Linked DNA regions of Mus musculus: region 1 is linked to region 2. A link is a loop called in an ENCODE intact Hi-C map of the cell type or tissue named here. Cell type or tissue: heart. All regions are shown on one strand. Links, peaks and the distances in the headings refer to the core of each region. The heading gives the core; the rest is flanking DNA.

Evidence for each region. Peaks named below come from ENCODE experiments on the same cell type or tissue, not always from the same donor. Only the 100,000 strongest peaks of a DNase experiment are listed, where the experiment ranks them.
Region 1: it touches region 2 in a loop (2.0-fold over the local background); 1 of 42 quality-filtered maps calls a loop at or near these places.

Annotation. Positions count from the first base shown.
Region 1 is chr2:129,127,184-129,131,571 of GRCm38, reverse strand. It overlaps Chchd5 (coiled-coil-helix-coiled-coil-helix domain containing 5), which reads right to left and starts at 1,872. Exons shown (of 4, transcript NM_025395.3): 1 at 1,715-1,872; 2 at 1,254-1,394; 3 at 1,006-1,171. The coding sequence starts at 1,716. It also overlaps a transcript of Polr1b not described here. In heart, for the core only: no CTCF peak of the experiment used is centred there; DNase peaks (open chromatin) are centred at 1,231 and 1,861; H3K4me3 peaks cover 2,252 bases; H3K27ac peaks cover 1,939 bases.
Region 2 is chr2:128,964,668-128,969,055 of GRCm38, reverse strand. It overlaps Zc3h6 (zinc finger CCCH type containing 6), which reads right to left and starts at 1,654. Exons shown (of 12, transcript NM_178404.3): 1 at 1,220-1,654. The coding sequence starts at 1,251. In heart, for the core only: no CTCF peak of the experiment used is centred there; DNase peaks (open chromatin) are centred at 1,185 and 1,775; H3K4me3 peaks cover 2,614 bases; H3K27ac peaks cover 3,416 bases.

The DNA of each region.
Region 1 (4,388 bases), core at 328-4,327, 160 kb before region 2:
GAGACATATCCTGTACACAGAATAAGAATTAGACAGGAGATGGATAAGCAAAGCAGCTATGCTCCTGAGCACCCGTACATTTGTCCACTGAGGATGGAGTATGGAGTTTGAGGTGGAGAGTGGAGAGGTGGGACCAGGTCACCCGGGATGCAGGCTGCACTGGGGTGAGAGCTGGTCTGGTAGAACAGAAACCACAAAGAGCTTTCTATGCAGAAGCCAACATGCTAAGATGTCCTCTGAGTCCATTCTGAGACCATCACATAAGGACTGGAAAGGACAAGATGAGCCAACACACTAGCCCAAAAGAAGGCGAGAAAGAAAAGGCAGAGCTGCAGGGACAGAGAGCCCAGAGGTGCTCAGATGAGGGCGGTCGAAGGTGTGAACTTTCCCTTGGAGAGATCCAGCAAGAGCAGCAAGGGAGGGAGGGTTTCTCACGCTTTCCTCCATTTCTGCCAAATCCAGAACATTTTAAAGACTTTTTCCTAATGGCTACATCAATAACAGTTTAGTATTTCAGACATATTGTATATGTATTTATGTATTGTATACATTAGCAAGATCCTTTTCTGTGCACCCCTCCACCTCACCCCCTCACCCCTACCAGCACAGCTGGAAAGTAGTGAAGGGGACACAGTGGCTGAGGAAAGGAAGAACACAGGATCCAGTAAGAATCAGGGACTTTGTTCCAGTGTGAATTGGTGGCCACCAGAGAGTTTTAAGCAAGGGATTATCATTACTAGAATCCAGGTCATTATATGGAACACAGAGGGTCTGGCAAGCCGGGGAAAGGCTGGGGCAGGTGCCCTGGCAGAGGGGAGTGTGAAAGGTGGTGACAAGCAGAGGCATGTCCACTCGGGGACAGAGAACCATGGTTTTTAGATTCTTGGATGCATAGCCAAGGCCATGTATGGGAATGGGGCTGGGACTGGTTCTGGAAGGTATTTAAACTAGAAAATGAAGGGAGTTGTGAAAGGAAAAAGCTACGATCAAGTTAGCCTCCTTTACCTCTCCAGTTGTGGGTGAACTTGGTGGCTGCACCTGCTCTGCACACTGCAGGAAGCGGCGCATGTGTTCAGCACAGTTGCCCACTGCTGCCTCATTCAAGCGAAGACACTTCTCAAAGGCTTCAAAGGGCTCAGCACAGGCCTGGCGGATCTGGCGGATGATCGGGCTGTGGGGGGTAGGGCATTTTAGACCCTGAAGCATTCAAACCCTACTGCCTGGCACCCTCTAGCCCCCAGTTGTACACTCACTGGGAGGACGTGCAGCGAGCAATGCTCATCTTAAGGTGGTGACAATCTCGATGCCACGACTCTGGCTTGGCTGCCACACATTGGCCATACTGATCCAGCTCTCGGCTGCAGTATCGAGCAGTGACTTCCAGGGCTGCCTGCCTGTGGGACAGGGTAAACTGAAGATAATCTCAAGAGAAGGCAAGAAAGAGTTCTGATTTTGATCTGTGATTGGACTAGTCTGGATTGGGGGTGGGGGGTGTAAAGATCCTGTGATAGGGACAACCAACGAGGGGCAGAAATAAGCGCCGATCCCTGCGCGTTGTGGAACAAGGTGGGATTTCCCGGGAGATCGTGGAAGTCCTAAGACAAAAAGTCTGGCTATTGTGAAGCAGGCCTGGAGTCTTGAATTCAGTCATTTCCCGTTGGGGACCGTGCAGTCTGACAAGCATGATCTAGAGTTATAGGGAGTTGTAACTCACATCTCCAGGCGAATTCAAGCGCCGATCAGTCAGGGAGAAGAGACCCGCCTTTTCCGGTATCAGGTTGTTATGGCGGCGCCCAACCCAGACCTCCTGGCCTCACTCTTCCGGTCGTCGAGCGTCCCTGCCACTCATCCCACATTGGTCCAACCTTCATGGCTGTGTCCTGCTTTGCTTTCCGCCTCACTGCCTATCCGGGAGGAGGCCCCTGTAACTACTTCCGGTCCGTCAGCTATTTTAGTTTATTTACTTCCGGCTTGTGGTGGTCGCGTTTAGTGATCACCGGAAGCAGGACTTCGGCCGTGATCGAGCAGCCAGGCACAGAGCACCAGAGCTGGTTCCCTGTAGGTCAGATCTACAGCCGCTCGCGCTGCCACTTTCCCGGCTGGAGTTGAGGCCACCGGCCCGCGTGACTATGGCTCGGCACACGCTGCGGCTGAGGCGGCAGCTGTGCCCGCCGCTGCTAGTTTAGGAACACGGGGATTGCCCTCTCAGGCTGAGCTACCAGTGGCTTTCCGCCACTGCGTATTCTCCTCCTGACTTTAGTTCCAACTTGACGGAAAGGAATGATCTTAAACGCCACATTGGGCTTCCCATCCGATTATTCACTCAGACATGTCCTTTTCCTGCCATAGGTGGTAAAGGCAGGATGAGAGTGGGTTTTATTGCTTGCTCCTTGCAATCGTGCACAAATTATTTTCTTTGTAATTTCCTTAGGTGGTGTTTGCACCCTCTCCACATTTGCCTTCAGATTATAGGGCTAGACCTGGAAGTTCATTTCCCTGTAAGGCTAAATATTCCTCATATGGAGAGGCCTAAGCTAGAGAAAATGAGCGGTAAGGTGATTACCTTAGCACGCAGTTGTAAAATGAGAACGACTGCTTTGGCCTTCATAATATACAGTGACACTTTCATTTTTGGGAAACTTGACACTCCACACTTCTAGTTTCCTTTTGTCTGGTTGCTGTCAAAAGAGTCATTAAGAATGGAATGGAGAGAACTAGATAACCCTAAGGTTTGAAGTGAAGCGGATCTGAGAAATGCAGGTCTCAAGAGTGCTTCTGTTACTGGGGTTCCCTTCTGGGGAGCTCATTAATGAAAGAACTTTAAAAGGTACTCATTTAGGACAATCAAGGGCAATGTTATTGGTCTGAGAGAAAACACCAGGACAGGCACGCTGTAAATGTCAGTAGCCGCTAAGAGGGAGCAGGAAAAGGAAACTAGGGACATGTGTGTGATGTACATGTGTGCAGGCAGAGGCTGGCGGCAGGTGGCTTCCTCTATTGCTTGACACCTGAAGCTTTTTGGAGACAGGGTGTCACTGAACCTTAAAACCCACCAGTGAACATCCAGGAGCTGTCTCCTCATCCCAACACTGGGATTCCAAGTCTGCCCTACCATGCCTTTTCTGCAGGTTTTTATGCAGGTGTTGGAGATCCACAACTCAGGTCTTCCTGCTTGCATAGCAAGCACTTTAGTCAGCCATTCCTTCACTCCCTCCCCTATTTCTTATGAAATCAGGTAACTATCTTATGACGCAATAATTGCTTCTTGAACGTTTGTCCCAGATACAAGAAGTTTATATCTACACACAAGCATGCATGTGGCCTTCCAGAGAAGCTTTCTCTCTTAGTGCCCCAAACTGGAATCAAAATGTCCTTCAAAGTGGATGGCAAAAGTAGGTCACCCATACTGTGGAGTACTATACAGCAATGCAAAGGCATGAACTCACACATACAACTTCCACAAATTTAAAGTAAACTGTTAAGTAAAAAAGAAAAAGTCCATTTCAGAATATGCCATGATTCTATTTACATGTATTTCTTGAAATTATTGAGAATATGTTGAAGGGTTAGAGATAATGAGAGAAGACACAACAGGACAAGCTTGTAATAATGTCCTGTGTGTAACAGCAATCTACCCAGAGGATAACAGTCCATGCAACTAACTATACATAAGAGCACATAAAACTGCCAAGTCTGAGTAAGCGCCCAGGTTGTCTTAATGTCACATAGATTTTTTTAGTCAAGAATCTACAATTTAAGATCAAAAGTTAATTTTAAAAAATTTAGCGAGGTATTGTGGGATATGATGCTAATTCTCACACTCGGGAGGCTGGAGCAGGGAGGTGACTAGTTCACGGGCAACAAGACCCTTAGAACACAAATACTTGGACACTAGATCTGCACACTATCCCCAGCTACGATATTGTGAAGAGACAGAGAATAGGTTGTGCGGGTCTAAAGTTGAGCTGTTAACACAGGGGAAGGATCAACCAATTCAAGGTGTTCTCCTTATGAAAAAAATTCAAACACCCATTCACAGGGAGCAGTACGGCTGTGTAAGATGTTATACACAAGCACACACAGAACCCTAACAAGCACGGAGAAACGCATACAGAGGTTAGCAAAAAGGCAAAGGAACATAGTTACTCAATAATCAGATACATTCAGCCTTAAAGGAGGAGGAAGTCCCACCATGTTCAAAAACACGGCTGAGCGTAGACGAGGTCATGCTACATGAAAGATGCCCATCACACAGGACGGGTGCTGCATGATCCCACCACATGCGCGCGCACGCACGCACGCACGCACGCACGCACGCACACGCACGCACACACACACACCACTCAAAGGTGCACAAGGAAACTTTGGAGATGATGAATCTGTGTAGT
Region 2 (4,388 bases), core at 208-4,207:
AAATCATTAAAAATGTCCAGTGCAAGCTTCTGCACTTATGTAAGAGCACTTTTTACTATCTAAACCTTGCTACATGCTTCATTGATGTCTTTCTAGAGAATTATCATTACATTAGTGAAGTTCTTAGGATTTTTTTAAATCCCTTTCAAGGTTGCCATATATTTTGGCATTTAAAATTTCAATGATTTTTGTTGGTTTTTGTTGTTGTTGTTTTGTTTTGCTTCCTTTGTATTTAGGGAAGGAAGGTGAGTGTAATGCTTTATCAAAAGCATATGATATTTATCAGGAATTCTTAAGTCTTATGGGCCACACTAGAACACAATGTATCTGAGACTATTCACAAAGCAATGTGAGGATGTCCACTTTCAAGTCAATATTCTAAGTAGGAATCAGCTGAATGAGATTTGGCACCAGGAGTTTTAATAAAAGTCCTCCTCTGACACCTTTAAAAATTTGTTTATCAATGTCAAGAGTATATTCTGTAAATGCCACCAAACCTTTGAATGGTGCTAAGAATGTGCCTCTCAGAGCACAACAAAACTAAAACTGGAAAATGAGAATCTCAGCTAAATAGTCAAATATTTATTTAGCACCTAGGAAATCAGGTAAAGCTAAAACTCTGCAGTCTACTTGTGTTAACGTATTTAATATGAAAAACTGCCATTTCACTTTCCTGGAGGTTATAGGACTGCGGCAGACACATGGCCTGGGAGTGGGGGATGGGAGGGAAAGAGACTCCCCAACCCCCTCCAAAAAAAAAAAAAAAAAAAAAAAAAAAAAAACTAAACATGTTTATTTTCAGAGGTAGACTCGGGTCGGAGGCAAACATCCACTAGGCCTACTACTGAGCTTTTGGGGCCGGTTCCAACGGGGCTGCCAACGCCGGTCACTGGCCTGGCGGGCAGCGGCCGCAGCCGCGCCGCCGCCCGCGTGGCGCCGACGACTGAGCCGGGCCAGGGGCGGGGGGCTCGCACGTGCCCGGCGGGGGCGGGGCGGCGAGAGCGACGGCGACCCCGGCTCCGGGAGGCGGGCGCGGCCGCTTCGGCCTCCCCCGCGGCGGCCGGCAGGCAGCGGCGGTGGACGAAGGTGCGCGTCACGGAACCGATGGAGCCACACAGAGACGTCTAAGTCATGCAGGAGGCGCCCGGCCCCGGCCCGCTCCCGCCGCCCCGACCCCTCCTCTCATCCGACAGAAAGACAGACAAGAAGGGTTCCCGACCTGTCGTGCCCTGCATGTTCAGAGTCTGTCATGTTTGGTCAAGAACGGGGCGGGGCTGGAGGGCAGGTCTGGAGGCCGGCGGCGGCGGTGGCGGCGGCAGCGGGGCGCGGGGAGGACCCCTGCGCCGCCTGCGGGCAACCCTGTCCCCGGCCGCCGCCGACAGGTGACGAAGTGGTAAAAACTCACGGTTACTAGTGAGCGACACAGACACAGACTTTCCAGTCTATTAACAACCAACGCCAGAGAGATGGGGCTCTAACTGCAAAGACTGGGCAACGGCCCCGCGCTGCCGGCGCTGCCGCTCTAGTCTGTATTCGCCGCCGGAGGCTGAGGCGTGGGAGCCGGCGGGCGGCGTGCAGCGACGCGGGGATTTGGACAGTGGCCGTAACGGTGATTTCTCCTCACCAACATGGCGGCACCCGAAACAGGCGGCTCAGAAAATGGCGCCGGCCGCAACACCTTGCCCGGGACTAAAGGGCAAGTGGAATTCCTCCGCGAGCCGCGGCCCTCTCCCAGCCCGCCGGTGCCGAGCGCACTAGCCATTGGAGGAAACTGCCCGTCAATCACTTCCAGGGGCGGGCCTTTAATACGCTCGCTGCGGCAGCGGAGGCAGCAATCTGATGGGTGTGAGGCCAGGGATGCGGTTCGGTGGCGCGTGGAGTTATATCGGGCGGGGCAGGTCACCCCGCCAGGCCTGCTGTGTCCACCAGGTCCTCTGTGCCCATTTCTCGATGTTCCTGCGAGACTCGTCGTCTAAGGCTTTGGAGTTCCGGACTCATCACACTGTCCCCCTCCACCCCGCCACCGTTAACTGCGCGACAAAGAAAGGAACCCAGGACTGGCGGTTTTCTTTGTTAAAAAGAAAGAAAGAAAGAAAAGCTTTCTTTGTTGCCGAAAGAACTCGGAATCATCCTTAAGCCCTTAAACTTGTAGCTGTTATGTCTCCGTAGTGTAAGGAAGACTGCCTGCCATGCAACTTTTTCTGATACTAAATTCACCCAGTCCTTACTTGACGATTAAAAATAGCTATTGAGGTAATTAAAACATGATCTTGTGTCTGTTAGCGGTTTAGATGTGGAATTCATTCGAGTATTTCATAAGAACAAGACTTCATTTCTTCGTATGTCCATGGCCTTCAGACGTATTTCCATATCCTTCAGAAATAGTCTTGAAATGATGAGTAATGTATACTTAGTTCTGAAGGAAAGTTAATTTTTTTTATTAAAATGATAAGCTTAAATGTCCAATATTTCTAAATACACGACGTCTTTTGTCTTTGATGTGTAAATAACGTGCATTCAAAGAGCAATTGCGATTAGATAAATGTGAAAAGAGAAAAAAAGTTATTTAGTTGAATGCAGCTATTGACAAGACTTGAACCCTGACAGATCTTCACGGCCCATTATAGGAAACTTTCAAAAGGCACATCTGTTTTAACTAGAGAAGCAATATTATTAGTTTTTGGAACTAAAATGTAAAGCCTCTTCATTTAATCGTTTTACTAGGAACAGTGAAAGGCTTTTGAGGTGTAACAGCTGCTCTTCACAACTGCATTTTCTGCTTAGACATTAAAATAATGATTTAGGATTTGAATTTGATTTTTTTTTTTAATAAAAAGAAAATCTTTGAACTGGTACACATTTGAGTATTGCTGTTTTCAAATTCGTTTGGAAGTTTAAACGCACACCAAAATAAATTCTGGGCATTAGCTTACTCAGAAAAACAACTTTTGAAATGTTGCCTCCAGACAAAATTAACATACTGACACACTTGGAAGGTCCAATTGTTGGCTATCTAGGCCAACTCAAGCCACAAGGAAAGGATTCCCTGTGGTGTACTCTATTTGTAAACTTTATATACTTTATAAACCCTCAAGGCAGGAAAGCCACAGCTCTCAGCTGGCTGAACACAAAGCAGTCAGGCCCCGCACCCAGACTTCCCTAACAGCCCTAAAGGTCATCTTCTAAGGGCTACTGCAGTCATTCATTCGCAACCTGAGCTATGAAAGTGGCCAAGAAAGTGCCCTACAAGAAAAAAAAAAAAAATCCCGCCACCCCCTGAAAAGGAAGTCTCATTAGTCCCTGGCTTGTCACAGAAACCAGTTCCTGAGCATGAAAACCAACAAATCCCTGAGCAGAAAAATTCACCAATCCCTGAAAATACCAAACTCTGGACTTGAAATCCCAACAGTCCTCAGCCTGGAAAACTGGACAGCTCCGCCCCCTAAGAAATCCTATGGAAGGCCTGCCTTCAGCTCAGTCAGGGGCTGTTTTCTCACCTGAGCAGAGGCAGCAGTCCTGCGGTTTTCTCTCCCAATAAATCCCTTGTGTGAGGTTTGTTGTACTGTGTGACTTTGTGCCTCCCAACTGCGAGGATACCTTTCCTTTCAGACCTACAACATTTCCATCATCCGCAAAGAGTATTTCCTCGCCATTTGTTACCCTCTGTTGACCTCAAAATAGAAGATAACCTGGAATCTGCTCAGCCCTTTCCTCTTTAAAAGAAATCGCTTGTAGACTTTAGAATTTAATTCACCTCTGAGATTACTAAATTCTGTGACCAGAGCTCATTGATATTTTTTAAAGCCATCCCTGTACTTAAAACTGAGAGTTGCACTCTTTTATATTTAATATTCTGAGTATATAATAGCCACTCGTTCTGTGTATGTTGGGGCAGCTGTGTGGAAGTACAAGGACAGCTTGCAGGAGGCCATTCTCTCCTCCCGCCATTTTCTCACCCAGGCAGAGGCAGCCACCCTTCTGGGTGATTGACCTCAAGACATTCAGAGCTTGGTGGCAGGCAGCACTCGGGTTCTCAGCAGCCCCGGAACTGATATCGTAATAGAACTTTATGACTTTCCCTATAGATACCTTACACCTTTGATAGACTCCTCACAATCGGATACTTCTGCTTTCATTGCTGTGTAACAAGCTATAATAATACACTGTTTTAACTTATAGTTTGGAATAGGAAACATTTCCAGAATCCTACACATATTCAACCCATGCTCTAACAAGAGCTAAACTCCCAACACAAGGGTTTGGGGTGTTTGTTTGTTTTCCCAGTCTAATCCTTGGATTCTAGGTTCTCATTCTACACTCACTGAGATTTCCAGTACTAGTGTGTGGGAACCACAGAGGTCTTTGAGCTCTCAGATAAGCACTAGGGA